Regions from separate parts of the Homo sapiens genome. Here regions 2, 3 and 4 are each linked to region 1. A link is a contact called in ENCODE Hi-C or POLR2A ChIA-PET data. All regions are on one chromosome and are shown on one strand. The core of a region is the stretch at or near the end of the contact, and the rest is flanking DNA. Distances in the headings are between cores, read along the strand shown. Region 1 has its middle 55 kb from the start of B3GNT2. Region 2 holds the start of COMMD1 (copper metabolism domain containing 1). Region 3 has its middle 140 kb from the start of TMEM17. Region 4 has its middle 82 kb from the start of MIR5192.

Region 1 (2,969 bases), core at 199-2,698:
AGTTTCACCATCTTGGCCAGGCTAGTCTTGAACTCCTGACCTCATGATCCATCCGCCTCGGCCTCCCAAAGTGCTGGGATTACAGGTGTGAGCCACCATGCCCAGCCTTTTATTTATTTATTTATTTTTGAGAAGGAGTCTCACTCTGTCGCCCAGGGTGGAGTGCAGTGGTGCAATCTCTGCTCACTGCAACCTCTGCCTCCCAGGTTCAAGCGATTCTCCTGTGTCAGCCTCCCGAGTAGCTGGGATTACAGGCATGCGCCACCGCACCCAGCTAATTTTTATATTTTTAGTAGAGACGTGGTTTCACCATGTTGGCCAGGCTGGTCTCAAACTCCTGACCTTCGGTGATCCACCCACCTCGGCCTCCCAAAGTGCTGGGATGACAGGCATGAGCCGCTGCACCCAGCCTCAAAGTGTATAGTAAATATCTAAACAAATGAAAGGGACAAGATATAGAAGGAATCTTAGGATCAGCTGAGAGATAATTGAATACTTTCCTAAAAGAACACAATACTGGAAGGGATGGGGCTTTGTGGGACAATTGCTATTTTGAATTCTTAGGTGTCCAACTTTACAACCAAGGTTTACAAATATTTTAAATGGTGATTTAGTCAGCAGAAGGGAAGACTCAAATAGAACATAATTAGCTTAAGCTTACCTCTAGTTGTAGAGTATACAGGTTTTGACCTCAAAATTTGAAAAATCGCAATTTTTATCTAAGTGCAATCAAGTTTTCCTTATTTGGGGATGGCCATAATTGTCTCTCATGGCAACTCAACTGTATGCAACATTGAACCATCCTTTGTTGCAAAGGAACCTGCCTGGGCCTGCTTCCTGTTAGATAAATGGTCCCAACTGGCATAACTTACAAGTTTGGTACATAAACTATCTGATTACAATACTAACGCTATACGTGAGCAGGTAGTAAAATATGGGCATTTACATCATTTATTCACCAAGAACTGTAATTAGGCATTTTCTTTCTCTTTTATTATATTTTAAAATTTAATATAGAGACAGGGTCTCACGCTGTCCCCCAAGCTAGAGTGCAATGGTGCAACCATTATTCACTGCAGCCTGAACTCCTGGGCTCAAGTGATCTTCCCACCTCAGCACCACCACGCCTGTCTTGTTTCTGTTTTACATGCTCTTGGCTAGTTTCTGTTTCCCACTGGTGTTAGGGTTTTAACTTCTGTTGATTCACAGGATGCAGGTGGGGGAGAGATGGCAAGGGGGAAAATATGAATTTGATTACTCAAGTGGAACAAGGTGAAACCATTAGTTTAAAATAATTTTAGGCTGAAAAATTAAAATCATTAAATTATTTCCTTCATGCTGTTATTACACTGTTTTTGTATTAAAGAAGTAAGCATAAATATGAGGATTGTATATTATTTCTATTCTGGCTATTTTTAGAATCATGGCTAAGAATTGGCATGGATCTCAGAATGACTGATTTGGAGGCTTTAGCATCTGGTCAAAAATGAGGAAACATCTGGACAGACAGGGCAGAAGATTTGTACAAGGCCGTGGTCAGGAAGGAATTTCAGGTCTACTGTCTTCCATCTCTACATTCTACCTTTTAGACCCTTCAAAAGAATAAGTGCTTATTTCAAAAATCTGTGTCCTTGCTCATGTGTTTAAATAATGACAGTTCCTGTAGTGAGGATTTTTGTATGCAGATGTGACCTAAGACTAGGTCCAACGTCACTTACATCCTGCATCCATGTTAGACCTGTCTCTGTGCTTCAGGTTGCTGTCACTCTTTGTAGAGCCTGATGCTGTTTGTGATGACCTTGGCCTCACTTTCCACTCAGTGCCACCCTTCTCTGGGTGCAGTGTGCAAAATGAGTAAGTTGGCTGCCACATGGGGCTTCCAGGCTGTCCACAGTACCCAGATAGCCAGCACATTATTCTCATCCTAGCTGGACAACCATTGACCCAAGCTTGGGTCTCGGGTTCTTGGTGACAAGTTGTTATAAATGGAGAACCGATACCGGGGCACGGTGGCTCACGCCTATAATCCAAGCACTTTGGGAGGCTGAGGCGGGCGGATTGCTTGAACTCAGGAGTTCAAGGCCAGCCTGGGCAACATAGGGAGACCCTGTCTCTACTACTAATAAAAAAATTAGCCAGGCATGGTGGTGCATGCCTGTGATCCCAACTACTCAGGAGGCTGAACTTGGAGGTCGAGTCTGCAGTGAGGCTGTGTTTGTGCCACTGCACTCCATCCTAGGTGACAGAGCAAGACCCCCTCTCAGAAATTAAATAAATAAATAAAAATTTTTGAAATGGAGAACTGAGAAAAGGAACACTAATGCAGTTGTGTTCCCATGGAAGATAGTCAAACAAAGCTAAACATAGCTGGAGTAAGAGAACCAGTGGCTGCTAACAGACGTGGAACTGTGCAACTGAACTAACCCCAAGGCTTACTCCCTCCCTGGGGAGTTGAGGCCAGAAACATTTTCTGTAGCATCTGTGGCAGAGCTGTGGGGCCTTTCTGGCTCAACTGGGAAGGAAGGTGACGGCTGTTGTTCTTCAAGGAATCGCTTTCCTGCCTCCTGAAGGGAATCACCAGGGCCTAGATTCTGGAAAGGGAAGGGAAAGTGGAGAACACAAAAAGGAAACGTTTTCTTGTTCTCCCATGAGATTCATGTGCATGTCCCCAAGCAGATTGCCAGAGGAAATGAAGGTTCTTTAAAAATAATAAATAAATAAATTCTGGCCCAGCACAGTGGCTCACACTTGTAACCCAGCACTTTGGGAGGCTGAAGCAGGAGGACCACTTGAGCCCCGGAGTTAGAAACCAGCCTGGGCAACATAGCAAGACCCTGTCTCTACAAAAATGTTGAACAATTAGCTGGGTGTGGTGCACACAGCTGTAGTTCCAGCTACTCAGGAGGCTGAGATGGGAGGATTACTTGAGCCCAGGAGTTCAAGACCATCCTGGGCATGATGGTGAGACC
Region 2 (2,969 bases), core at 229-2,728, 240 kb before region 1:
AGAGATGGGGTTTCACCGTGTTAGCCAGGATGGTCTTGATCTCCTGACCTCGTGATCCGTCTGCCTCGGCCTTCCAAAGTGCTGGGATTAGAGGCGTGAGCCACCGTGCCCGGCAACACAATGTATTTTTAGTTTAGCATTAATATATACAGAATATTCCAGCTTTGCAATGACTGTAGAGTGAGGAAAGAGTGTTTTTTGTTGTAAACTTTACCAACTGTTGTTCACATTTCAGAACATCAGTTCTTAACATTTCAGAACATCATGTTACCAGAAGCAACTGCCCTCCCTCTGGAGTCACCAATACCACACACCTGTATCAATTTGCATTTGTAGAAGTCACAGGTGGTTCTACATAAAGATGTAAAGATGCAGACATCTGGCTACTTTGTATGTCTTTTAGTCAACTAGTATAGGTGTACCCAAACACACATATTATATTATAAATTCCTTTTCATTTTATGATAAATTACAATTAGGTCATTAAATTGATTTTTCAATTGAGATATTCACATACTGTGAAACTAATCTTTTAAAGTGTACAATTCAGTGGGTTTTAGTATATTAACAAGGTTGTGCTTCCACTTCCGGAATGTTTTCATCATGCCCCAAAGAAACTCTGTACCTATAAACAGTCACTACCCATTCGTCCCCTTCTCCAGATTCTGCCAACTATTACATTACTTTCAGTCTCCATGGATTTGTCTATCCTGGACATTTCATATAAATGGATGTCCAATATTTGGCCTTTTATATCTGGCTTCTTTTACTAATCCTGTTTTTAAGTCTCATTCACGTTGTAGCATGTATCAGTACTTTATTCCATTTTATGGCTGAATAATATATTGATTTTAAAAAATTATATGGGTGGGAAGTTATATTAGCTATGCATTTCATTTCAGGATAGTAAATAAGGTGTTAAAATATTTGTCATATAAAAGAACATTGGATCAGAGCCACTGATCTAGCTGGAAAGACAAGTGTATATAAAAAGGCAATTAACAACCCAAAGAAAAACATTATGTAATCAGGAGATAGTTAAACTTCCTGAAAAAAAGGATGACAGGTAAGGATTAGGCAGAGATTAAATCTGAGTGATCGATCCTATTCAGTTAATGGGTTGGCAAGTCCTGGAATGAGATACAGCCATCTAAAAATTAAACTGCCAAACTTATAGGCTGCTACCCCATCTCCAGTAATCTCTGCGAGCAATCTTTCTTTCCAGTAGGCTCTGCAGTGATGAAGGGGATCAGGGGAAGCAAAGTGACCCTACTGGAACCAAACGGATATTTCCGTGGAGGTATCCTAAGGGGATGGGTGTTGCAGAGCAAAGCTGTAAGCTGCCAACTCTGACCCCTGGGGAAGCCTTGCCTCCAGGTTCCCCGAGGTTCCCCGTGGTGGTTTTGCACAGGCTATTTAGGCACATCTCGGCCGCCGTGGCGGGGCACGGCTCAGCTGTTGCGGGGCGGGGCCTTCGCAGAGCATGGCGGCGGGCGAGCTTGAGGGTGGCAAACCCCTGAGCGGGCTGCTGAATGCGCTGGCCCAGGACACTTTCCACGGGTACCCCGGCATCACAGAGGAGCTGCTACGGAGCCAGCTATATCCAGAGGTGCCACCCGAGGAGTTCCGCCCCTTTCTGGCAAAGATGAGGGGGATTCTTAAGGTACTGCTCTTTTCTGTAGTCTCCGGCTTGGAGCAGAACCCCTTGGCCGCTGGCTTCAGACTCTCCCCCCCTTGCCTTCCCCTGTCCTCACAAGCCGAAAGGCTTTTCCCTCTCAGACCTCCACTCCGTGGGCTCCACATCGGGCTCCTTCAGATTTGCTCGTTCTGTCGCCCCTTCTCTCTTTCCTAAGGGGGACTTTTTCTGCTGAAGTTCCCAGTCCCCCGGTAGACTGACACCCACAGGGGTTTTTCCTTCAAGACATTTCTGTCTCTTGGTAACAGTCGCGTTTCCTCAGCAGATCTGTGGGATCTGGTGTTTTTAAAATTAAGAGTTTTAGGTCGCTAGCTTTCCCCGGTTGTGGAAGTTGGGAGCGTTAAAATGAGCCAGTGTCTGCTGGATAAGGGGTGGCTTAGCCCGAGTGACATCTGTCAAGCAGTCCACTGCGTGGTTAAAAGAGCATAATTACCAGCTTGAAGTCAAAGTATAGACTAGATCGTCCAATAGAAATATGTGAGCCAAAAAGGTGAAATTAATATTTTAGTAATATATCTTATTTAATCCAGAATAGCCAAAGTATTATCACTTCACATGTAATCAATATACAGAATATTGACAAGATTTTTTGTTACTTTTTTCACTAAATCTTCGAAATCCAGTATTTTACACTTAAAGCACATATCTCGGACTTGCCAAATTTAAGTGCTCAGTAGTCACATATGGCTAATAACCATCATATTGGACAACTCTATTTAGACCGAGAACTAGTTATAGGAATGTAGTGTCAATGTACTCTAGAGACAAACTGTAAAAAAATTACTGACTTTTATAGGTCTCCTATGTGTTAGGAACGTACTGAGATGTTTTACATGTTGTTTCATTTGTTTCTTGAAAAAAAAACCTTATATAGTGGACACCCATGGTAAAGATTTAAGAAACAGGTCCAGGGAATCTAAACAGCCTAAAATTCATTTTGATTAAAGTCAGTGTTGAAATTTAATCCACTATCCTTTTGAATTTGCTATTTTTTCAAAGCTGTTTATTCTTTAAAAGGCACTTCTGTATTTTTTTAAACTGATTTTGCCTACAGGATTTGAATCCAGAAAAAAAGCAAATGAAAACAAATATTTCACACAGTAAATGGATTGTCTCATGGAAATGTAAGGAGTAATATCTCAGGTGTGATCCTAGACATTCTAAGTAATCTTAGTTGATATCAGTCATAAATCACTAGTGAATGCTTTCTATTTCTTTTGTTTTTTCTTTTTTTGAGACGAGTTTTGCTTTGTTGCCAGGCTGGAGTGCAGTG
Region 3 (2,969 bases), core at 135-2,634, 220 kb after region 1:
CTTCCTGGCTTTGATGAAGCAAGTTGCCTTGTTCCAGGGATCCATATTACTAATGAATGAGGGCAGCCTCCAGCCAATAGCCAGCAGGGAACTGAGGCCCTCAGTCCAGCAACCCTCAAGGAACTGAAATGCTGCTAACGACCACATGGATGTAGAAGCAGATCCTTCCCCAATCAAGCCTTGAGATGAGACTGCAGCCCCAGACAACACCTCCTGAGAGACTCTGAAACAGAGAGCCTGGCTAAGCCCTGCCCATATTCCTAACTCACAGAAACTGTGAGATAATACATATGTGCCATTTTAAGCTGTAAGTTGGTGGTCATTTGTTACGCAACAATAGGTAACTAATATAATGGCACTGCTGGAAAAGTGGCCCCCAGTTAGTGGCCCAGCCATCTTCTCTTCCTACCTGCTCTTCATCCTGAACCTGGAAGGGCCTCAAGTCCATCTCTGTGGACACCCCAGCTCTCATGTCAGTTCTGCCCACCCCCCACTCCACACTCCTGGACATAGGCCTAGAGGGTGCATGCATTTGGCAAGTGCTACCTATGAGCCCAGTGTTGCTCTTGGGAAGGTGGGCCAGGGGACAAACCCCAGCAAGCCCTGGGAATAGCTCAGGGACATTAGTGCAGGGAATTCTAGGGTCGCAGGTACCCATAGCATTCTAGAGGAGGGGCTTCAGGTCCTCGGCCCTCCACAGACTCTCCACCCGACTGGTAAGGGTGGAGCAAGGCCCTCTAGAGCACAGGGCCGAGGCCAGGAACCCCTCACCCATGGAGGCCAGCGCTGCACTCAAGGAGCACTGGCTGAGGGCCAGGTGATGGGACCAGACCCAGAGGGCTGCCTGACGAGGGCCAGAGGGCAGTGCTGCAGCACACCTGAGAGGAATCTTTACCGGGAACTGCGGGTGGAGCTGGGCCAGGAATGTGGGAGGGCTAAAGCACCAGCAATGGGAGGACCTCCAGCAGGACAGCCCTAGTCACTGGCTTCCAACAACGTAGTTTCTTTAGGGTGGAGAGGAGCTGGGGCTATTGAGTCATAGTGCATTTGTTCAAGCCCCGCCTCTGCACACTGGTACATGACTCTAGTCAAATTACCTAAACTCTGAGTCTCAGTTTCCTTCTCTGTAAAATGAGGATAATAATAGAACTTATGCCATAGGTTTGTGGAGAGGATTAGTGCATGTGAAATGCCTGATAAGTGTAATGAATATTGGCTGTTATTAAGGAAACTGAGGCTCAAAGCAGATGAAGGGTGATCTTTCTGTTCCCCAGTGCTGCTTGCCTTACCTAATATGTCAGAGGGTGACACGAGGAGGGGAGCATTCAGTTCTAGGATACGCATTGTCTCTACAAGCATTTATGGAAACTTTCAGACCATGACGCTAACTCATGCCATCCTTCCTCAGACTCCCCTAGAGCTGGCGTGACACAGTAGGAGGTGCTGCCTGAGTGTGCAGAGTGCGCCTTCACAGTGCCTGTCCAGGAGGACTGAGTTCACTGGGTGAGCACCTCAGTCCCTGGTCCCTGTTGCCTCATCTGTGAAACAAAGGGGTTACCAGTGTAACGCTAAGCATAGACCACAGACTATAGCCTCATCTTTTGGTGCACCTGAAGGAAGTTAGAAATGCAAATCTCAGCCATCCCCCTCCAACTCCCCTCACACAGACTTACTAAGTCAGAATCTCTGGAACAAGGATCTGAGAGCTTGCATTTCTCTTTTCTTTTCTTTTTTTTGTGAGATGGAGTCTCGCTCTGTTGCCCAGGCTGGAGTGCAGTGGCGTGATCTCAGCTCACTGCAACCTCCGCCTCCCGGGTTCAAGCGATTCTTTTGCCTCAGTCTCCCGAGTAGCTGGGACTACAGGCATGCAGCACCATGCCTGGCTAATTTTTGTATTATTAGTAGAGACAGAGTTTCACCATATTGGCCAGGCTGGTCTCTTTTTTTGTTTGTTTTTTTGAGACAGAGTCTGTTGTCCAGGCTAGAGTGCAGTGGTGTGATCCCAGCTTACTGCAACCTCCACCTCCCAGGTTCAAGTGATTCTCCTGCCTCAGCCTCCTGAGTGGTTGGGACTACAGGCACCCGCCATCACGCCTGGTTAATTGTATTTTTTTTTTTTTTTTTTTTTAGATGGAGTCTCGCTCTGTCACCCAGGCTGGAGTGCAGTGGCACAATCTGGGCTCACTGCAACCTCCGCCTCCCGGGTTCACGCCATTCTCCTGCCTCAGCCTCCTGAGTAGCTGGGACTACAGGTGCCCACCACCATGCCCGGTTAATTTTTTGTATTTTTAGTAGAGACAGCGTTTCACCGTGTTAGCCAGGATGGTCTCGATCTCCTGACCTTGTGATCTGCCCGCCTCGGTCTCCCAAAGTGCTGGGATTACAGGCGTGAGCCACCGTGCCTAGCCAATTTTTGTATTCTTAATAGAGACAGGGTTTCACCATGTTGGCCAGACTGGTCTTGAACTCCTGACCTTAAGTGATCTGCCCACCTCAGGCTCCCAAAGTGCTGGGATTATAGGCGTGAGCCACCACGCCCGGCAGAGTTTGCATTTCTAACATGCTCTCCAGGTACTTTTTTTGCTTGCTGAAGTGGAGAACCTCTGGGTTCTGACAGTGGACTGTCAGAGGTCTTCACAGACTTGAGTCCACAGATGCCTTCAGGTGCCAATTCAGAGGCCTCACGGTTGGGCTTCCTGGGTCCCCACCCTGGGTCAGTGCAGGACTCAACCAGAGCAACTCCCCTGGGGTTCTAAGAAAATGAATGTTCTCCTTCTCACTCATTAGAGGTTAGAAACTGCTGGGCTGGGGTCAGGGCCACTTTTGTAATTTGTGGGGTCCAGTGCAAAATGAAACTGCAGGGCCCCTTATTCAAAAAACAGGAGGAAAGCTTTTTTCCTTTCTTCTGTGGTCTTCCATGTCACAGCGGTTTTTAATTTGTGATTTAATGTCATGCACCCTTCAGGCAT
Region 4 (2,969 bases), core at 156-2,655, 150 kb after region 1:
GAGAGGTGAAATATTCTTCAGAATCCCAAAGTGTGAGAAATGACAAATCAAATTCATATGCTCCCCCCACTAGGGTTAGTGGGAAATCAGTCTCTGTCATTGTTTAGGATTTCCTCCCTCCTCCCCCACTTCATCCACCCAGCCCAAGGTGTGCATGTGACGCCCAGGCTTACACTGTCTTAGGGAAGAGGGAAGAGGCCCCGTCTTCGGTCCAGCATTGGCTGCTTCTCCTCGTGCAATTTGTCCACAGCCCTTCTGATCTCATCCATGCTCATGACTCCTCCTCTTTCTTTTTATTTTTTATTTTTTTTGAGATGGAGTCTCGCTCTGTCGCCCAGGCTGGAGGTCAGGGGCGCGATCTCAGCTCACTGCAAGCTCCGCCTCCGGGTTCACGCCATTCTCCCGCCTCAGCCTCCCGAGTAGCTGGGACTACAGGCGCCCGCCATCATGCCCAGCTAATTTTTTTGTATTTTTAGTAGAGACGGGGTTTCACCGTGTTAGCCAGGATGGTCTCGATCTCCTGACCTCGTGATCCGCCCACCTTGGCCTCCCAAAGTGCTGGGATTACAGGCGTGAGCCACCGCGCCCGGCTGACTCCTCCTCCTTCAAACCAAGCTAGGACACTTCTTTGCAGAGGTTCTCAGGCCTCTGCCTCTGGTGCCACAGTCGCTGACCTTCAGGACGTGTCATTCCCAGGGTGCAGATCCCCCAGTCATGAGGCCTGCAGAAGGCCGATGGCTCACGCACCTCATCCTTCCCTCCACTTTGGCTGCTTCCTTCTCTAGCCTCCTTCCAAGCCATCCCACCAGCTCTTTACTCACTTCCTAAAAATAAAGCCTTCACCTCTCTGGGTAGGGGAAACCCATGCCCCAGGACTTGAGGCCTGGCTATCCAATAGGAGGAGAGGTATAGTTCATTTTTTTCATTATGCGCCTACAGCCCAGAAAACAAGGGGCAGTTACTTTTTCTTTTTTTTGTTGGGCCTCACTTTATCCCCCAGGCAGTGGTGCAATCTCAGCTCACTGCACCCTCAACTTCTGGGGCTCAAGCGGTCCTCCTACCTCAGTCCCCCAAGTAGCTGGGACTACAGGACATACTACCATGCCCAGCTTTGCCATGTTGACCAGGCTGGTCTTGAACTCCTGAGCTCAAGCAATCTGCCCACCTCAGCCTCCCAAAAGTGCTGGGATTACAGGTGTGAGCGACCGTACCCAGCCTGGGGCAATTAGTTTCTTAGCCTGGTTGTTCTATTAGACTGCTGCAGGGGTCTGGTTCTAAAAAGATAGAGGGTGTTGGATGTCCATTGTGGGTGAGATGGCTCAGAGGGTGATTAGTGCCTGTCAGTTGAGTGTGGTGACCTCGTGAGGGGTGGGGCTGGTGGCAGGGAGCCAGGAGCTCCTGAAACAGAGGATGCCTCAGTGTCCTGGCACTGTGCCCAGTCTGTCTGGGGCCAGTCTCTCACCAGCTGAAATGTATGTGGTTACAGGAGAAAGGGCACCACACTGGGTGACAGAGCAGCTAGTTTCAGGAGGTGTGAGCCCAAAGAAATCCTGGCTTTGGGGAATTTGAGGGAGGTGGCAGTTTCAGAGAATCTGAAAGTCAGCCCATAATCCAAAACCAAGGAGAGAAGGCACCAAGCTCCACCCAGCCTCTGGCCACTGGCTAACTCTGAATGGGAAATGGGCCTACTATTTGCTGTGCATAACCTGCCCATCCCCCAGGATTTCTAAGAAGTGCTTGGCCTGTGTTTCTTGGTTCTCCTGAGAGCCAGATGTTTAATAATTTGAGTACATTTGAACTTGAAAATGCAAAAACATCCTTCTAGCTGCATCCTCCTTTTCCTTCCAGGGCCAGAATGATGTAGTGGGAGAACTTGATTCTGAAATCAAATGGAAAGTGCTTTTGTTTCTGGAGGTTAGAAAAAAAAAATTGTCAAAGAGCCAGGGCCTCATCTCTAAAAAGAAAACGTGAAATGGGCCATGAGTCCTGCTTAATAATTCAGAGATCAAACAGAGCCAACAAGAAGCTGGAGTGAACGATCAGATATACTCACACCCTTCTCTTTTTATCAGCTTGCAAATATTCTCGTTGGCAGCTGGTTAGAGAGAAGCAGTCCATCACAAATAAGCTAAACCATGCGTTCATTCACTTATTCAACAAAATCTTCATGACCGCCTCTTATAGCAGACGTCGCTAGTGCTGGGGATGCAATCCAGAACCAGCATGTGTCCCTCTGCTTCAGGGACCTCAGGATCTATATCATGATTCTCAAACTTTCATGTCCATCAGACTCCCCTGGATGGCTTGTTAAAACACAGATTCCTGGGTCCTACCTGTGGAGTTTCCAATTCAATAGGTCTGGGATGGCCTGAGCATTTGTATTCCTGAAGAGTTCCCAAGTGATGCTGATATTGCTGGTCCTGGGACCACCCTTTGAAAACCACTGGGCAAAGCAACCATGTCAGCCAACCATTTTCACCTCTCAGCATTACATGGCTCACTGTAGGAAATTCGAAGCCCTGGATAGGTTGCTAGAGGCCTGAGCTTACCAGCCCAAGAGCTGTGGCCATCCCAGGCCCACATAGCAAAGGGCACAAATATCTTAAGGCACACTTATGTCTAGGGAGACTGTCCAGGGGCCCTGGAACCCTCCCGAGAGAGGAGGAGGTACAGCTTTGAGAGATCTTCTATTGACTTCTCAATGGAAATGGAGACCTCACAGCACCACCATTTCACCACCAGCCCAGTGAGAGCCTAGAGCTCTGGGAGCCTGAGTCTGGGCTGTGGTGCAACGTGTGGTGCAAGGCTTCCACGTTTTCATCCTGCCTCCACCTAGAGCCTCTGCTGATCCCTTCCTGTCACATTCTTGACAACCCAAATAGCTCATTTCCCTTCCATGCTCACAGCTGGAGTAGGCAGGTGAGATCCCAAATGGGCCTCGGAGGCCTTTTCCAACTGAGTGGACACAG

What was found. Hi-C counts contacts between places; a loop is a spot of excess contacts on that map. ChIA-PET counts read pairs that join two places held with the same protein, here RNA polymerase II (POLR2A). Pooled maps may share reads with other maps.
Region 2: a pooled map shows a loop between it and region 1 (2.5-fold over the local background). The contact joins the promoter of COMMD1 here to the enhancer-like site in region 1. A Hi-C loop is called at or near these places in 4 of 37 single-sample maps with no recorded cell type and 3 of 50 pooled maps. POLR2A ChIA-PET finds 5 or more read pairs at or near these places in 1 of 52 experiments (OCI-LY7).
Region 3: a pooled map shows a loop between it and region 1 (3-fold over the local background). The contact joins two enhancer-like sites. A Hi-C loop is called at or near these places in 2 of 37 single-sample maps with no recorded cell type and 3 of 50 pooled maps. POLR2A ChIA-PET finds 5 or more read pairs at or near these places in 1 of 52 experiments (activated T-cell).
Region 4: a map with no recorded cell type shows a loop between it and region 1 (2.6-fold over the local background). The contact joins two enhancer-like sites. A Hi-C loop is called at or near these places in 1 of 168 maps with a recorded cell type or tissue (K562), 1 of 37 single-sample maps with no recorded cell type and 2 of 50 pooled maps. POLR2A ChIA-PET finds 5 or more read pairs at or near these places in 1 of 52 experiments (GM12878).

Annotation. Positions count from the first base shown.
Region 1 is chr2:62,139,808-62,142,776 of GRCh38, forward strand. No RefSeq gene overlaps it. Among named protein-coding and RNA genes, the nearest start is that of B3GNT2, 55 kb to the right of the region's middle. RefSeq lists an enhancer at 2,259-2,348. Within about 2 kb of position 1,449, at least 3 of the 41 ENCODE cell types and tissues checked have a DNase peak (open chromatin) inside an H3K27ac peak, as active enhancers do; they include GM12878 and OCI-LY7, where a contact is called at or near this core.
Region 2 is chr2:61,904,196-61,907,164 of GRCh38, forward strand. COMMD1 (copper metabolism domain containing 1) reads left to right here and starts at 1,479. Exons shown (of 3, transcript NM_152516.4): 1 at 1,479-1,663. The coding sequence starts at 1,484. RefSeq lists an enhancer at 1,541-1,730.
Region 3 is chr2:62,361,832-62,364,800 of GRCh38, forward strand. No RefSeq gene overlaps it. Among named protein-coding and RNA genes, the nearest start is that of TMEM17, 140 kb to the right of the region's middle. RefSeq lists enhancers at 310-810, 811-1,311. Within about 2 kb of position 1,385, at least 2 of the 41 ENCODE cell types and tissues checked have a DNase peak (open chromatin) inside an H3K27ac peak, as active enhancers do.
Region 4 is chr2:62,286,671-62,289,639 of GRCh38, forward strand. No RefSeq gene overlaps it. Among named protein-coding and RNA genes, the nearest start is that of MIR5192, 82 kb to the left of the region's middle. RefSeq lists a silencer at 1,204-1,498. Within about 2 kb of position 1,406, at least 9 of the 41 ENCODE cell types and tissues checked have a DNase peak (open chromatin) inside an H3K27ac peak, as active enhancers do; they include GM12878, where a contact is called at or near this core.